Regions from separate parts of the Homo sapiens genome. Here regions 1 and 2 are each linked to region 3. Evidence: read pairs that join two places in POLR2A ChIA-PET (ENCODE). Cell type or tissue: HepG2. All regions are shown on one strand. Each heading gives the region's core, and the rest is flanking DNA. Links, peaks and the distances in the headings are about the cores only.

Region 1 (6,039 bases), core at 731-4,730, 200 kb after region 3:
CTAGTCATTCATCTAGTGCCACTGTCCTAAACGCTGGGGATACCAGAGACTACAAACAAGAATCCCTGTCCTCATTGAGCTTATGTTCCAGAGGAGGAAGACGGACATAAGCAGTCAGTTCCTACACCCAGGGACGCCAGCTCTGCAGCAGCGCTGCTGCCAGCCATTCAGCCTCTCCAGCACCTCAGTTCAATCCCCCCACCTGCCGCACCCGCCAGCTGGCCTTCCTCTGCTCTTTTACTCTCTTCAATCCATTCTCCCCACAGCAGTGATAACCTTCCTTCTTTTCTTTTCTTTTTTTTTTCTTTCTTTTTTTTCCCTTTCCTTTCTTTCAGATACAGTCTCACTCTGTCACCCAGGCTGGAGTGCAGCGGTGCCATCTTGGCTCACTGCAACCTCCTCCACCTCCCGGGTTCAGGCGATTCTCCTGCCTCAGCCTCCCGCATAGCTGGGATTACAAGCACCCACCACCATGCCCAGCTAATTTTTTTGTATTTTTAGGAGAACCAGGGTTTCACCATGTTGGCCAGGCTGGTCTCGAACTCCTGACCTCAGGTGATCCGCCCACCTCAGCCTCCCAAAATGCTGGGATTACAGGCGTGAGCCACTGAGCTGGGCCAGCAGTGTAATCTTTCTAAAGCCAAATCTTAACCGTTAGCCTCAAGCTTTAGGATCTTCATGCTTGCAGGATAAAGTCCACCCTTACAAACCTGGGTTAAAAGATGGTACAAGTTCTGGGCCCTGCTGGCCTCTCCACAGCACTGCTCACCCTCAGGCAGTGCTCTCTGTGCAGCCATACTGAGTTACAACCATGGTTCACTGCACCTGCCGTCCCCCAACTCCCTCCTGCCTCCCTGCCTGGTGAACTCCTGTCATTCTGTAGGTCTCAGCTTGGATGCTGTGACAGGGAGCCTCTAGAATGGCCCCCAGTGACCCCTATCTCCTAGTAATCCCTTTCCCTTGAGTGAGCTGGATTTACAGATGCAATTTTGAATAATAGAACCTTGTAGAAGGGATGAGTTGTCACTTCTGAGATTAGGTTATATAAAGACTGTCACTTCTTTCTAAGGGCTCTTTCTCACTTGGATGGTCCCCAGAAAGTCAGCTGCCATGTCACGAAGTGCCCTGTGAGAAGGACCTGTAAGGAGGGACGGAGGGAGGCCTCTAAATGACAGCCTTCGAGGAACTGAATCCTGCTGGTGACCATGTGAGGGAGCTTGGACTCCGGTCCCCCTGTGTTGAGCCTTCAGATGAGTTGGCAGCCCCAGCTGGTGGCATGACTGTAACGTCCTGAAACACCTTCAGCCAGAAAGCATTCAGCTAAACCACACCTGTATTTCTGACCCAAAGAAATTGTGAGATAATAAACATTTCTTCTCTTGAACTGCTATACCTTAAGCTAATTCGTTACACAGCAATAGATAACAAATACTACCTCTGGACCCCTGCCTGCCACCATACCAAATTCCATGCTCTGAGTTCTAGAGTCAGTGGTGTTTCCACCTGTCATGCCCAGCCCTTCACTGCTAGTATTATAATGAGGGCTTGCCCATATCTCTGCCCCCAGATGGCAGACTCTGTACAGGAAAGAAGGAAGGAGGAGTGGGAAGTCACCACTTTCTTTCTCAAGACTCTGAGTCTCTATTCTGCTGCTGGCCACATGTTTATACCCACAGTGTCAACAGCGCCTGGCCCCAAAGTGCAGCTGCAACTTCAGGAAGAGACTCAGGCCAGCCAGAGCCAAAGCTCTATGGCAGCCACCTTCCTCCACCTCCTTCTATTACACTTCCCTCCACCTCCCTCCATCTCCTCAGTCTTCTCAGCCAGCTTCCCCTGACCCTTGAGCACCAGGCAAGCATGCACACACACAGGCACATGCAGGCATGCACGCACGACACCAGGCCCACAGCCTCTCTTTACTCCAGAGGAGCTAGGTGGAGTCACTCCTCCCTCCTTTCACACACACCCTGGGGCCACGCTTTTGTGGCTTTTCTGAATGAAAGGGGAGGTGAGGTGGGGGTGGGGGAAGCCGTCTCTGCCTTTGAACTGCCCAGTTCCTCCACCTTTATTTCCAGCTAACCACCGAGTGCCTGCAAAAAAACAAAACAAAACAAACCAGAAAAACTAAAAAAGGAGCCCAAGTGTCTCTTGCTGCTTTCAGTTTCTGGAGAGCCAGCACACAGGTCACCCACTATCCCTGCCGAAACCCTGAGGTCTGAGGAAGGCCTCTTCACACTGCCTCTGGGCGCTGCCTTTGGCTTCCGGGAGCCCCCCATGCACTTCCCTGGAAACAGGTGGAGCTCTGTCCTGTGGCTCTGATTCACTCTCCTGTCCCTCGGTACACCATTGCGCCGTGTCCTCCTGCTGGCCCTTCTGTTACCCTGTACTTGCTGTACACTACCACGGTGGCCGGGGGCCTCAGCACCAGGAAAGCAACTTCCCCCGTGTCCTCCCCAACTCCTGAGTCCAATCCTTCAAGTCTATGGTGCCGAAGCAGGGGAAATGAATGTTGGAGAGACATGCCTGGGTCTGAACTCACCTCTATTGAAGGAAAACAAAGCTCACTAAGATTGCACCCTACGGTGTGTGCTTCTGTTCTCTCCACCTACCGTCAGCACTCTCAGCAGTTTTCCTCTTGGCTCTGCCTCCTGCAATTACTTTCTGCTCAGCTGCTTGCTGTTGCTAAGAAGGGTTATGCCCATCAACTGTGCTGTAGACATGCAGTATTGTGACGATGGGAGGGACATGGCTTGGAAGGTGGCTTTAATTTGAATTCTGCCATTTATGATATTTGGCCCTGGGTGTGTTACCTGATCGTCCTGTGCCTTATCCTCTGCGTCTGCTAATAGACCGTTTCCCAGGGTTGGGCAGAGATGAAATTAAATAAAACCACACACACTACAGTGCATGGAATGTACTAGGTGTTCAATAAATGTTTCCTTTTTTTTTTTTTTTGAGACTGAGTTTCGCTCTGTTGCCCAGGCTGGCGTGCAATGGCGCGATCTTGGCTCACCGCAACCTCCGCCTCCCGGGTTCAAGCGATTCGCCTGCCCCAGCCTCCTGAGTAGGTGGGATGACAGGCACGTGCCACTATGCCCAGCTAATTTTTGTATTTTTATTTTTAATTTTTTCGAGACAGAGTCTTGCTCTGTTGCCCAGGCTGGAGTGCAGTGGCGAGATCTTGGCTCACTGCAACCTCCACCTCCTGGGTTTTAAGCAATTCTCTGCCTCAGCCTTCTGAGTAGTTGGGATTACAGTCACGTGCCACCATGCCCAGCTAATTTTTTGTATTTTTAGTAGAGATGGGGTTTCACCATCTTGGCCAGGCTGGTCTTGAACTCCTGACCTCATGATCTACCTGCCTTGGCCTCCCAAAGTGCTGGGATTACAGGCATGAGCCACTGTGCGCGGCCAAATGTTTCTTGTCTTGTGTTTCAAAAGGACTTTAAGGCCAGGCACAGTGGTTCATGCCTGTAATACCAACCCTTTGGGAGGCTGAGGGAGGAGGACTGCTTGAAGCTAGGAATTTGAGACCAGCCTGGGCAACATAGCAAGACCCTGACTCAACAAAACTCTTAAAAAACCAAAAGCATTAGCCTGGCGTGGTAGCATGCACCTGTAGTCCCAACTTCTCTGGAGGCTGAAGTGGGAGGATCACTTGAGCTCAGGAGTTGGAGGCTGCACTGAGCTATGACTGCACCACTGAACTCCAGCCTGGGCAACAGAGTGAGACCCTGGTTCTAAAAATAAATAAATAAATAAATAAATAAATAAATAAATAAATAAGGACTTTTAACAACCCTTGTACTTTTTTATTGGAAATACGCATAGAAAGCAAAGAAGATTTTGAGGTCTAGCTGATAAAGGGCCACATTCAGTCTTTTATTGGTTTTTTGGTGAAGCAGGAAGACGTTGAGGGTGGTATGAGGATACTACTCTTTTATTGGTTTTTAATCTGACTTACCCTGCCGTGCTGAGTTAATGCTGTGGAAAACAGCTGCTCAAATGCCAGAGGAATGGATGTGCCTGAACCTGCCCCTGACTCCCAGGTGGTAAGGTGTTTTTCATGTTTGTGTTCAGGTCTCTGTGCCTTTGCTTTGGCCTCACCACGATGGAAGGGAAGTGCCCACATCGCAGGGAGCACACAGAATATGACGGCTAACATGCTACATCCAGCCTGCCATTATCCGCAGGGGTATGGCGTCATTGGATTCACATTTATCATTCAACTTCCAGATCAACAAAGCTTGTCTTCATAAATTAAGTGCATCCAAGTTTCTTTATATTGGCCACAGCAGACACAGAGGATCCGCAGCAAATCATGGATTTCAGTGGTCTTTTCAAATCAGTCAAGTTTAGGTCTAGTATGTGCTAGTGCCTAACTCTAAGCATAATAAGAAGAGGAGCCAAACACATTATGTTGAGATTTTTAGAAATTTAACTCAAGGTTGGGCGTGGTGGCTCACGCCTGTAATCCCAGCACTTTGGGAGGCCGAGGAGGGTAGATCACTTGAGGTCAGGAGTTGGACACCAGCCTTGGGCAACATGGTGAAACCCCATCTCTACTAAAAACTACAAAAATTAGTGTGGTGGCGGGTGCCTGTAATTCCAGCTACTTGGGAGGCTGAGGCAGGAGAATTGCTTGAATCCAGGAGGTGGAGGTTGCAGTGAGCCGAGATCACTCCAGCCTGGGCGACAAAGCAAGAATCTGTCTCAAAAAAAAAAAAAATTTAAATCAATTGTAGGAGTTTCTATACACACAGAAAATCCATTATTAAAATAGTTCAACTTTTTCTCTACAATGTGAAAAACTACCGTAGTTCTGTAAACCAAGGTTTAATCAAGAGCAGATCAAAATTGAGTTCTGAAGTCTACATACTAACTTCTTGATAACATAAACAGGAAGAGGTATAAAAGGCTATTTTGGGCTGGGCACAGTGGCTCACGCCTGTAATCCCAGCACTTTGGGAGGCTGAGGCGGGCGGATCACGAGGTCAGGAGATCAAGACCATCCTGGCTAACATGGTGAAACCCTGTCTCTACTAAAAATACAAAAAAAAAAAAAAAAATTAGCCAGGCGTGGTGACGGGCGCCTGTAGTCCCAGCTACTTGGGAGGCTGAGGCAGGAGAATGGTGTGAACTTGGGAAGCGGAGCTTGCTGTGAGCCAAGATGGTGCCACTGCACTCCAGCCTGGGGGACAGAGCGAGTCTCCGTCTCAAAAATAAATAAATAAATAAATAAATAAATAAAAGGCTATTCTGACAGTGGGAGAGGCAATTTAGCATTTTATATAACTAAAATCAGCACTTCAAAGAACACTGCAGAGGGGCTTCTACTCTCAGCCAGTCTCCAGGACAATGTCTGAACTTGCCCTCCACCAAGCCATTTAGGGTTGTTTGCCATTTAAAATGATAAATACTAGTCATCACTTATAATAATTGGTATGGCACTTAAAGAAAGCAAAATAAAGTTGTCAGAGAAGGAGGCTGGTTGGGTTTGACTAGTTGCTCAGACAGTATTGTGTTGCTTTATTTAGGTCATAATGCCCAAATTCTCAGCTTTGGAGGGCCCCAACTCTCCTATTTTGCTAGGATAGTTGAGGTGATCACTCAGGCTCACAGAGCTAACAGTAACCAAACTCCTAAGAGACAGATGTGCAAGCCAGGTGCCAATGTGTAGTTTTATAGTAAGAAATATAATGCCAAGAGGAGCAGATGGTCAGTGTGGTCTCCCTTATGGGAGTAGATGTGAGACAGTGGGAAGACAGAAGTAAAACTAGAATAATGGAAGTCAGAGACCAGCAATTCTAAGTTTAGGACCTCAGAAGGGGAGAAGACCTTCATTACTGTGGTGAAGTGAAAATTCAGGTTACAATATAGGATGTACAGTGTAACCCCAGCTTTATTTAAAGGTGATAATACAGCCTGGCCAACATGGCAAAGCCTGTCTCTATTAAAAATACAAAAATTAGGCCGGGCGTGGTGGCTCATGCCTGTAATCCCAGCACTTTGGGAGGCCGAGGTGGGCGATCACGAGGT
Region 2 (6,039 bases), core at 731-4,730, 190 kb after region 3:
GACCATAACAATGATCAAGCTCATATGCTTCTTATTCTGACCAAAGATCTGGTGGAACATGTTTGCAGCAGAGGCCTTGGGTCCTGAAAGAAATAAATCTGCCAGGCCCAGGACTAAGTACTCTTCTACCAGAATGTATGCTCTCTGAAAGAAATTTAGGAGAATGCAAAGATAAGCCACAGACTGGTAGAGAATATTAGCAACACACATATCTGGCAAAGGGCTTGTATCCAGAGTATATAATGAACCCTCAAAATGCAATAATAAGATAAACAGCCCAACAACAAAAAAAGGGCAAATGGCCGGGCGCAGTGGCTCACTCATGCCTGTAATCCCAGCACTTTGGGAGGCCGAGATGGGCAGATCACGAGGTCAGCAGATCAAGACCATCCTGGCTAACACGGTGAAACCCTGTCTCTACTAAAAATACAAAAAAAAAAATTAGCCGGGCGTGGTGACCGGCGCCTGTAGTCCCAGCTACTCGGGAGGCTGAGGCAGGAGAATGGCGTGAACCCAGGAGGCGGAGCTTGCAGTGAGCCGAGATCGCATCACTGCACTCCAGCCTGGGGGACAGAGCAAGACTCCATCTCAAAAAAAAAAAAAAGCGTGCAAATGATTTGAATAGGCACTTCACCAAAGAAAAACATAAAAGGATGTCAAAAAGCCCACAAAAGGCTGGACACAGTGGGTCATGCCTTTAATCCCAGCACTTCAGGAGGCCAAGGCAGGAGGATTGCTTGAGCTCAGGAGTTTGAGAACATTCTGAGCAACATAGCGAGACCCTGTCTCTACAAATAGTTTAAAATTTAGGCCAGGCTCAGTGGCTCACACCTGTAATCCAAGCACTTTGGGAGGCCGAGGCGGGCAGATCACGACGTCAAGAGATGGAGACCATCCTGGCCAACATGGTGAAACCCCATCTTTACTAAAAATACAAATTAGCTGGGCGTGGTGGCGCCAGCCAGTAGTCCCAGCTACTTGGGAGGCTGAGGCAGGAGAATCACTTAAACCCAGGAGGTGGAGCTTGCAGTGAGCCGAGATCGCGCCACTGCACTCCAGCCTGGCAACAGAGTGAGACTCCATCTCTAAAAAAAAAAAAATTAGGCTGGGCACGGTGGCTCACTCCTGTCATCCCAGAAATTTGGGAGGCCAAGGCAGGTGGATCACCTGAGGTCAGGAGTTCAAGACCAGTCTGGCCAACATGGTGTAACCCCGTCTCTACTAAAAAAATACAAAAATCAGCCAGACCTAGTGGTGCGCACCTGTAATTCCAGCTACTTGGGAGGCTGAGGCAGGAGAATCACTTGAACCTGGGAGGTGGAGCTTGCAGTAAGCCAAGATGGCGCCACTGCACTCCAGCCTGGCAACAGAGCAAGTCTCCGTCTCTTAAAAAAAAAAAAAAAAAAATTAGGCCGGGCGCGGTGGCTCACTTCTGTCATCCCAGAAATTTGGGAGGCCAAGGCAGGTGGATCACCTGAGTTCAGGAGTTCAAGACCAGCCTGGCCAACATGGTGTAACCCCGTCTCTACTAAAAAAATACAAAAATCAGCCGGGCCTAGTGGTGCGCACCTGTAATTCCAGCTACTTGGGAGGCTGAGGCAGGAGAATCACTTGAACCCGGGAGGCGGAGGTTGCGGTAAGCCAAGATCACACCACTGCACTCCAGCCTGGGCGACAAGAGCAAAACTCTGGCAAAAAAAAAAAAAAGAGAGAGAATTACCTAATTCTCATAGATTTTAGTTTACGTATTTGTCTTTTTTTTTTTTTTTTTTTTTTTTTTGAGACAGAGTCTTCTCAGTTGCCTAGGCTGGAGTGCAGTGGTGCAATCTCAGCTCACTGCAACATCCTCCTCCGGGGTTCAAGAGATTCTCCTCTCTCAGCCTCCCGAGCAGCTGGGACTACAGGCACGAGCCACCTGGTTAATTTTTCTATTTTTAGTAGAGCCGGGGTTTCACTATGTTGACCAGACTGGTCTCGAACTCCTGACCTCAAGTGACCCACCCACCTCGGCTTCCCAAAGTGCTGGGATTACAGGAGTGAGCCACTGCGCCTGGCCTTGTATATTTAGTTTAGAACAATGCCTGGCACACAGTAAGAAAACAAAAAATGTTACCTACAAAAAAGAAAAAGGAATCCTACCTCTGAGTGCAGTCTCACCTGAATTCTTTCCCTCCCACCCCCACCTCTGGGTTTGTTAAGTCATTCTCCCCTCCCACAGGATCTGCACCACTGTTCCTCCTTTATCACACTCACTTGTCACACAAGTTTTTAACCTTTGGGCAGCTATAAATTCCTTTGACAATCTAAGGAAAGCTACACCATCCCCAGGAAAACACACATATGCACGCACACACACACTCTTAGGTACAATTCTGGGGTGCCTATAGAACTCTAACACTAACCTGCCTTTTTAGATCCCTGAGTTAAATGGACATTAATGTCAAAGACTCCTTATTCCTTTGGAGCAGCAAACCTCAACAGGTCACAGGAGATTCCCAGAGCAGATCCTTACTGCAAGGATCAGAGTCCAAACGAGGCTTCACCAATCTGAGCTCATCTGAGATGCAAATTGCATTTCTCCCAGGCGGGGAGAGGACTCTCATTGTTCCTTCCTGACTGCATTTTTAGAGCTGACCCTTCACCCTCATGGGGGAAGGGCGCTACAGGGATGAGGGCAGGGAGGAGGCCGGTTACCAAATGAAAGAATGGGGCTGCTGGAGATTCTAAGATCATTTATTTATAAACTTCTGCAGCCCTGCTAACATCCATGCTTGTGATTTACCTCACCTCTGTCTCCCAGTTGGTAATCAACAAACCCGTACTACCAAAATGACCTATGCTTCTGTCTTCTGCCGCAGGAGAGGGTGATAACACGGGAGGCTGCTCTCCCACCCCACCCTTTGAGAAAAAGAGGAAGACTGGCCAGTATAAACGTGGCAAATAGCCCTGTCACTTCCCATAAGTTCTGTAATCTCCGTGAGCTTCCATTTTGCCTTTAGAGTGGGAATAATAAAACAGACCTCATACTTTTGTGTGAAAGCGAGGGAACTGCAAATCTCCTGCCCCTAGTAGCACTAATAATTGTTAGCTGCTGCTTCTTAATATTACATAGCACCTGGAAGGATGACGGGCCTGCTTGCTAAAGCTGGCTGTGAGTTTGGGGTCGGCTTGAGGAGAAGAGCAGAGTGCAGGGAGCTTCCTGGAACAGGGCCTGTCTGTCTTATACTTTCACTCTAGACAGCCCTTTCCCGTTTTGGTGTTCAGGAAATATGCCCCAGATCTTCAAGGGCTTCACCGTCCCTTCCCTTTAACTAGGATTCAGATGCCCTCATCTACAGACGGTTCCGTCATAAGGCCAAAAATGATTGGATTCAAAGGATCTGAAAGATTGGTCCAGCCCTTTCTTTATTCTGATTAGAAACAGTCCCAGAGGTGACGTGATTTGCCCAAAGTAGCGCAACTTCCTGGAACGAGAAACCAATCCTAAGATTTCCATGTCGGCGTTCTTTCCGCGGTGATCGGGTTACCTCCCAGACATAGGATTTACTTTTGAAAGAAAAGGAGCGGTCACACGGGAGAGGCATTGAAGGAAAAATTATTTGAATTTGGCAACTGCTTGTGGTGGGGGGATGAGAGGTGGAGGGTGATAAAGCGCCCCCTCACACTCACACACAAATAATGTGAACAATTTTAAATTGCTTTACTTTAGGAGATCATGGATTTTCCAGGGGGGCTGAGAACTTACCTGTTTACCCAGCCAAGTTAACAATACTCTGCATTGTTTACCTAACGCAGAGTAGGTACTGAAGAACTATTTGTCGCACGGATGACTGCATGACCGGATGCATCCCATTCCATCATAGAGTCAGATGAGGATTTGCAGAGCCAAGCCCCACCTGGGAGGCATGTTAAGTCCTTTCCAGTTCTTCTCAATTATGGCTCTGCAGTGAGTATCTTTTGTTCATAAATTCTTGACTGCACATCTTGATTATCTCCTCAGGATATTTTCCTAGAAGTGGGATTACTGGATTGAAGGGGATGCACATATTTAAGATTCTTGATTCCGAACCCCTCCAGCAGTATAAAAATGAGTCCGCTTCCCAGCAAGCTGGCCCAAACAGGCTATTATCAGGCTTAATTTTTATTTTTTATTTTTGTGCCCTCCTAATAGAACAAAAATCGCATCTCGTTTGGTTTGCATCTCTTTGGGGACTAATTAGATCGAGATTGAACTAGTTTTGAAGAAACACTCTAAGGAGTCCAGAGAAATCCTGTGTGGGGCAGGAGATCCATGAAAGGAGGCACATCCCGCCCACTGAGGTGAAACCAAAGGGCTTCTATTGTTTGGTGTGATTTAACCTTAAGATGGAAACATCTGAGCCTTGCTAGAGAGGCTTCCCCGGAACAACGGCTGGGGGTGGGGAGCTGTGACTTATCAGCTTCCCTATGTTTATTTTCATTTCCTGATGGAGAGTAAATCTTATAAACAAATGAAAAACCTGTGGACTTATCTTTAAAGACTACAAGGAAAAGGGGAACTGGGCAAACTATTGCAACTCAAAGTCGTGGAAAGGCAGGAGGGGGAGTGGGGAATTTAGAAAGATATTTCCAAGAGATGGCAGATAGGTCCCTGGGGGCCTGTGGCCAGCCTGGAGAGGGAGAGACCAAGCCAGAGGCTGTGGAAAGCTCTAGAGACTTTGTACTAGAAAGGCTGCTGTTGGTGGCAGAGCTTACATGGCCAGGGATCCCGGAGGACCTGGAAGGGGTTTTAATGGACTTTTGAGAATCAAAGTGAACTGCCAGGGACAAACAAGAGTGGCGAGGAAATGGAAGCAGTCATACCACTCAGGCTGGAAAATCGCTCTAGGAATGGCAAGAAGGTAGGTGTGGCGTTTTCCAAGAGAAGAGGGTGATGGTCAGCTGGGAGCTTTCCTTGACTATGAAACAAGGAAGACTTCTCCCCCATCCAGAGCCAGGAGCTGTCCCTGCTCTTCACTTAAGCACTGGGTTCTTTTACAAACCGTACCCAGGAGGATGACTGATTTACAAATGTTTATAGACAATTTTATTTACTAATCTAGCTCTCACTCTCAACTAAATTTATAATCCTAATTATAGTCATCAGCATTTTCTTGATAACAAACCTACAGGATTTTTTTTTTTTTTTTTTGAGACAGAATTTCGCTCTTGTTGCCCAGGCTGGAATGCAGTGGTACAATCTCAGCTCACCGCAACCTCCATCTCCTGGGTTCAAGTGATTCTCCTGCCTCAGCTTCCCGAGTAGCTGGGATTACAGGCATGCGCCACCACACCTGGCTAATTTTGTATTTTTAGTAGAGAAGGGATTTCTCCATATTGGTCAAGCTGGTCTCGAACTCCTGACCTCAGGTGATCCGCCTGCCTCGGTCTCCCAAAGTGCTGGGATTGAGCCACTGTACCCGGCCTACAGGATGTATTTTATAGTTGTTTTTTAAAACTTTGTGGAGAGTTTATTTTCTTGATTGCTTTAAGTTCCCTATTAAAGTCTTAAATTTAACAATTGGCTTCTAACAGTTTAGTAATCTATGAATATTTTGTACCGCTTTATTTATTCTAAAAGGGCTTAAAGTCAAAGAAAAATGAGTATTTCTTTTTTTTTTTTTGAGACGGAGTTTTGCTCTTGTTTTCTGTTTTGTTTTGTTTTTGAGATGGAGTCTCGCTCTGTCACCCAGGCTAGAGTGCAGTGGTGCGATCTCAGCTCACTGCAACCTCCGCCTCCCGGGTTCAAGCAATTTTCCTGCCTCAGCCTCCCAAGTAGCTGGGATTACAGGCATGTGCCACCATGACCGGCTAATTTTGTATTTTTAGTAGAGATGGGGTTTCACCGTGTTGGTCAGGCTGGTCTCGAACTCCTGACCTCAGGTGATCCGCCCGCCTCGGTCTCCCAAAGTGCTGGGATTACAGGCGTGAGCCACCGCACCCGGCCAAGGAGTTTTGCTCTTGTTGCCCAGGCTGGAGTGCAATGGCGCAATCTCGGCTCACCGCAACCTCTGCCTCCCG
Region 3 (6,039 bases), core at 1,293-5,292:
GAATGAATGATGTGGCTTAAACTTACGGAGAAAGTTCCAGAATATATAGCCATTGTCAGCATGATTGATGAATCTATTACAAAGGGAAAAAATGCTCATGTGTTTGATATTTATACCTCATTTTGACTGTAGTTACTACACTCTTAATGCCATACTAGCTCCTGTCACAGGCCTGACAAATAGTAGGCGCTCAATGTATGTTTGAATAAATTATTGATTTTTTGTTCTTCCTGGAAATGGCAATGTTTTCTATTTGTCACTTTATGTTATGCTAAACAGGTTTGAGTTTTAGGAGTCCTCTTTACTATAAATTGAGGTGGTTAGATGTTGGCTAATCAGGTTTCAAAATATGTATATATATATTTTAAACGTAAGCATCAAGTCTCAAGTAAGCCCCTTTTCCTAGAGATGAACTGTTGCAGGCATGTGGAGCATAAATTGTTGTTGTTGTTATTATTATTATTTGAGACAGGGTCTCACTATGTTGCCCAGACTGTTCTTGAACTTCCGGGCTCAGGTGATCCTTCCTCCTCAGCCTCTCAAGTAGCTGGAATTATAGGTGTGTGCCACCACGCTTGGCTTAGGAAATTATTGTGAAATGTATTTGTGTATGCTATGCTTGAGCTGGGATATATTTTCTTGCTGTTTCTCTTTTGCGATATGTGGATAAGGAAATGCTTTGCTGTGCTTTAAATTGCGGGCTTTGCCCCCTTGAGATGCGTACATGAGTATGGTGCAGCTGTGTATCTGTGACTCGGACAGATCCTGAGTATAGATCCTTTTTGGTAACTGATCTCCTCTTTTCTTCATCCCTTACATACGGAGTTCTCTTTTTAAATCCCTGAACATAACTGGGATCTTGACAAAGGTTCCAGCAAATCTCCTATTCTATTTTCTCGTAAGAATACTCCCTCTGATCTTAGTACTTTCTTCCACGGTCTCTGCTAGGTGAAATGAGCTCACTAAGCATAGTTTACTCTCTCTTTTTGGTAGTAAAGGAGCTGGTTGCAATATTAAACAAGGTGTTCAGGGTAGCCCTCACTGAGAGGTGATCTTTGAACAAAGACTTAAGAAAGTAAGGGAGTTAGCCAAGTAGATATTTGGGAAAAGTATCCCAAAGTAAACATCAAGCGGTCACCTGGTGAGTTCGAGTAACCCTAAAGAGTCTGGAGGAGTGAACAAGAGGAATGAATAATAGAAGGGGAAGCCACAGGAGGCCCCATCATGAAGGGCCTTATGTTGTTGAAAGGACTTTGGTTTTTACTCTAAGAGAATGGGGGGAGCCATTGCCTGATTTGAACAGGGTAGAGAGACCTCTGACTTAGTTTTAAAAGGATCATCCTGGCAGCTAGCTGTATTAAGACTAAATTGTGTGTGTGTATGCAGGGAGGTTCAAGGGTAGAAGCAGGAAGATCTGTTGGGAAGCCTGCAGTAATTTAAGTAAGGGATGATGGTGGTGGCTCAGGCCACATAGTAGCAGTGGAGATAGTGAGATGTAGTCAATTTCTGGACATATTTGGAAGATTGAAACAATAGGATTTTGTTATCAAAAGGCGGGGTGTGAGAGAAAGGGGATGAATCAAAGATGACTCTAAAGGTTTTAAACTTCAGTAAGTTGAAGAAAAATGGAATTACCATCAACTTAACTGGAGAATACCATAGTATGGGTTGCATAGGTTGGAGGAGGGTTGGCACAGCTCAGGAATCCATTTTTGGACATTCTGAGTTTGAGACACCTGTAAGATATTCTGGTCAAGTAGGCAGTTAGACGTATGAGTCTGGAGTTAAGAGAGAAGACTGAGCTGGAATTATACATTATGGAGGCAAAATATTTAAATCCTTGAGTTTAGATAAGATCACCAAGGGAGAGAATGTGGATAGAGAAGAGGAAGAGGGCCAAGGATAGTTCATGGATGTTCTAACAGTAAGATTGGATCAGTAAGCACATTTACAACATTTTAGGGGAAAAATTACTAAGTATTTTTTGAATATATGGAGAATAGAACAGTAAAGAAGGAAGGCAGCAGCAGCACTAAGAGTATCTCTTTTTTCTTCCCTTTTTTCCTTCCGTTGTAAAATTCCTAAAAAATTTCCATGTGGTAATAGACTCAAGGTCAGAGTGAACACACAGCTAACCCTTTTCTTGGTGGATTAATGCCTTGATTCTATTTCTTTCACTGTTGTTTTTCTTTTTTCTTTTATTTCTTCTTTCACTATTTTATTGAAATTCTTAAATCCATGATTAAACTTCAAGTGTATAATTGCTAAACAGATATTAATAAGTGCTGTCAGATTCTTACATTTCCATTACACTTTAATTAAGCTAAACAGTATAGGCAAAACTTTCCTAATGTTAATAAAAATTAAAGATGTAAATTCTGAAAATCATCAGCGGTTGAACATAATAGGATTTTAACATTTTTCTTGTGTTTTTACTCTTTGTCTGGAGATAACTCCAAAATATTTGTGTTTCAGCTACTTTACATGCTTAAGCAGTACATGGTAATGAATGATAAATACCTGGTCTAGTTGATGGAACATCCTTGCCAATACTTTGAATTAGATTAACTAATTCTGGACTATAATATGGCATAGGAGACAGTGTCCTCTTTTATTCTTTTATTCTGTGTTTCCAGTTTTGTAAGCTTGTCTTTGAGTTTGATTTGTTGAGGAAAAATAACTTAGGGAGGGTAGCTTAATTTGCCATGAGTTCATCGTTTCCTCCACTAATGTGAAGGTTTAACTAAAATAGACCGAAGACTGACTGTTTTTCCCTACTCTCCCATGAGAATTTTCTATCAGTACGAGGATGGTAGAAAGTTTACTTTTCATTTTTCATCTGGGGTTAGAACTTATGTTCCAAGTGACATATTTACCAGTGAATTAAGGTGTATTTGATTATATGATCTATATTTGAAGGGACAAGTATATTTTCTTTCTTTCAGCTGTTTTTCTTTTCGTATTACAAAAAGGTAATGCTTCCAGGTGCTGAATAGATGATAGTCAAGAGTCTTCAGTCATTCCTAGAGAGGAGATGAAATGGTGTTAGTTGCATTTGTTAGTAAAAATCATTTATCTGGCTATATTCCTGAAGAACCACAGAATTTCAAATGCTAAAATAAACTTTCATTTGCTAAATGGATGCATAGTTAATGCTTAGTCATGAGATTGATTCATGTTTGGGTTCTACTACTGAAATTAAGCCAGTCCTTTAGGAGGAGGCAAGCAAAGGGGAGTTGATTCAGTGTTGTGTAAAGTGTTATCCATCAGTATGAGTATTTTTCATGTTTTATTCATGAGTAATAGATTCAAAGAAGTTTTAATAAAGTGCCCAATTTTATTTGCATAGGTCAGAATAAACTTTGTAAATAAGTTTGTGATACCTGGGTACAAACTAAAAGGCTAGGAATGAAGTTATTTGGGTCTTATGCCTAAAGTTTAGGAGTTCCAGGAAAATTTTTCTGTTAAGCCCTGGAGGTCTACATGTTTCTGTAGATCAAAGAGGTGAGAACCATTTCTCTTATTGTGCTGTTCTTGTAGTTGCACTGTAATAATCTTTCATGGAACAACTGAGAACTCATGTCATTGTGGAGAGTCACCAGTGCAATTGCCTCTTGCTCCAAGCCCAGGAAAAAGAAAACAAGGGGGTTGGGGGGTGGGTTCTGATTCATATATGTATAAGGAAATTAAGAACACCATCTATGAGGAATTGCTGAAAAGAACAATAAAACTGTCTGGTCTTTGATACACGTCTACATTATTTTAGAAAGGGCTCAGTGTCTGAGTATCTCTAGCGCTGTTATCAAGGTAGTGAACTCCTAAGACTAGTCTATGCGATTGCTTTTGTTTGGGGTTTTTAGACTTTTTTTTCTAAGAGACGGGATCTCTTTTGCCCAGGCTTTAGTGCAGTGGTGAGATCATAGCTCACCGGAGCTTCAAACTCCTGGGCTTAACCAGTCCTCTCGCCTCAGCCTCCAAAATAGCTGGGACTACTACCATGCCTGGCTGAAGGGTTGGGAGACTTCAGAGCAGCTTCTTGCCTGCATTGGTTTTGATGTGGCTAAAGTGGTGAGCATTTCTGTGTCTTTTTTTTTTTTTTTTTTTTTTTGCCACCACAGCTCCCCAGTTTCTCTGGTTTTAATAGGTTGTATATTGTTCCCACGTTTCAGCCCTTTCTTTTTCTCTCTTCTCCTTTTCCCTACTCTCTAAAATACCTAAAGGGTAGTAGTCAGATAGGTTATTTTTTTTCAATTGCTAAACTTCCTATTCACCTTATGCCTTGAATTTGTACGTTTACTTTTTGCCTTTAAAAACAAAGTTCGAGATCAGCCTGGGTGACATGGTGAAACCCTGTTTCTACAACAAATACAAAAATTAGCCTAGTGTGCTGGTGCATACCTGTAATCCCAGCTACTTGGGAGGCTGAGGTGGGAGGAGGATCAGTTGAGCCCAGGAGGTTGAGGCTGCAGGGAGCCATGAGCATGCCACTGCACTCCAGCCTGGGTGACAGAGCGAGACCCTGTCTTAAAAGAAAAAAGAAAAAAATGAATATGAATATAACTATATTTTTAAATTCTGATATGCATTTTATAGAAAATTTAAGCAATACAGGAAAATGTAAAGAAAGTAAAAATGAACAGCAACTCAACTGTTTAGAGATAACTACTAATACATTTAGTAGCCATTATGTCTCTCTACTCTCTATGCCTGTATAATTAACTTTAATATATATTGTTTGATTTTAATATTTGTATTTAATGTCTTACTAATCATATGTAGTAAAATCATTATGGATGCTGTCTTAACCTGTTTAAACCCAATGATATATTGTGGAGATAATTCCATTTTATATCTACATTATCTAGAATACCATGTACTTTACACCCTTATTTACAGGTATATCCTTATTTACAGATTCTCTTACTATAGATTCTGAGGTTGTTTTGATTTTTTTGTTATTTTAAGCAGCATTGAGGAGAACCTCCTAGTGGGAAAATCTTTGCACACATTTTTAATGATTCCTTCAAGTCACATTTCTAAGGAAACTGCTGGGTCAAGAGGCATGCATATTTCTTTTTTTTAATCATATTGCCAATTTACTCATCTGCTAGTATTCTTGAAGGAATATAAACAGTTCGGCAGTATTTTTACACTTCAGTGTGTATTTTGTTAAGAAAACAGACCTGACTGAAAGACCTAGAATCACTTTATTCTGTAAACAATAGGTTTCTTTTCTTGTTTTCTATTTTTATTTTTTATTTAAAGTAGAATAGAGATAGGGTCTTGCTATGTTGCCCAGGCTGGTCTTGAACTCCTGACCTCAAGCCTAGCAAACAGTAGTTTTCTTAATATTGTTCTGCAAAGCCTCTGAAATTCCCAGATGTCATAAAGTTCTCTTTTGAAAATTAAGAATGGCCTTTTAGCTGGGCATGGTGGCTCACGCCTGTAATCCCAGCACTTTGGGAGGCCGAGGCAAGTGAATCAGCTGAGGTCGGGAGTTCAAGACCAGCCTGACCAACAATGTGAAACCCTATCTCTACTAAAAATACAAAAATTAGCTGGGCATGGTGGCAGGTGCCTGGAGTCCCAGCTACTTGGGAGGCTGAGACAGAACTGTTTGAACCCAGGAGGCGGAGGTTGCAGTGAGCCGAGGTCATGCTGCTCCACTCCAGTCTGGGTGACAGAGTGAGACTGCATCTTAAAAAAAGAAAAAAAAGGGGGGAGGAGCCAAGATGGCCAAATAGGAACAGCTCCAGTCTACAGCTCCCATTGTGAGCAACGCAGAAGACGGGTGATTTCTGTATTTCCAACTGAGGTACCGGGTTCATCTCACTGGGGAGTGCCAGACAGTAGGTGCAGGACAGTGGGTGCAGCGCACCACGCGCAAGCCGAAGCAGGGCGAGGCATCACCTCACCCGGGAAGCGCAAGGGGTCAGGGAATTCCCTTTCCTAGTCAAAGAAAGCAGTGACAGAGGGCACCTGGAAAATCGGCTCACTCCCACCCTAATATTGTGCTTTTCCAACGGGCTTAAAAAATGG

The links. Peaks named below come from ENCODE experiments on the same cell type or tissue, not always from the same donor. Only the 100,000 strongest peaks of a DNase experiment are listed, where the experiment ranks them.
Region 1: POLR2A ChIA-PET joins it to region 3 with 7 read pairs; 2 of 35 experiments call an interaction of 5 or more read pairs at or near these places.
Region 2: POLR2A ChIA-PET joins it to region 3 with 5 read pairs; 2 of 35 experiments call an interaction of 5 or more read pairs at or near these places.

The regions. Positions count from the first base shown.
Region 1 is chr12:31,358,826-31,364,864 of GRCh38, reverse strand. It overlaps LINC02387 (long intergenic non-protein coding RNA 2387), which reads left to right. Exons shown (of 2, transcript NR_146469.1): 2 at 1,070-1,384. Among named protein-coding and RNA genes, the nearest start is that of LINC02387, 7.5 kb to the left of the region's middle. RefSeq lists an enhancer at 1-346. In HepG2, for the core only: no CTCF peak of the experiment used is centred there; DNase peaks (open chromatin) are centred at 1,944 and 2,334; H3K4me3 peaks cover 1,679 bases.
Region 2 is chr12:31,367,590-31,373,628 of GRCh38, reverse strand. LINC02387 (long intergenic non-protein coding RNA 2387) reads left to right here and starts at 4,328. Exons shown (of 2, transcript NR_146469.1): 1 at 4,328-4,880. RefSeq lists enhancers at 2,071-2,679, 2,680-3,287. In HepG2, for the core only: no CTCF peak of the experiment used is centred there; DNase peaks (open chromatin) are centred at 2,228 and 2,588; H3K4me3 peaks cover 1,671 bases.
Region 3 is chr12:31,555,884-31,561,922 of GRCh38, reverse strand. All of the region lies in intron 1 of DENND5B (DENN domain containing 5B), which reads left to right. Among named protein-coding and RNA genes, the nearest start is that of DENND5B-AS1, 31 kb to the left of the region's middle. In HepG2, for the core only: no CTCF peak of the experiment used is centred there; no DNase peak of the experiment used is centred there.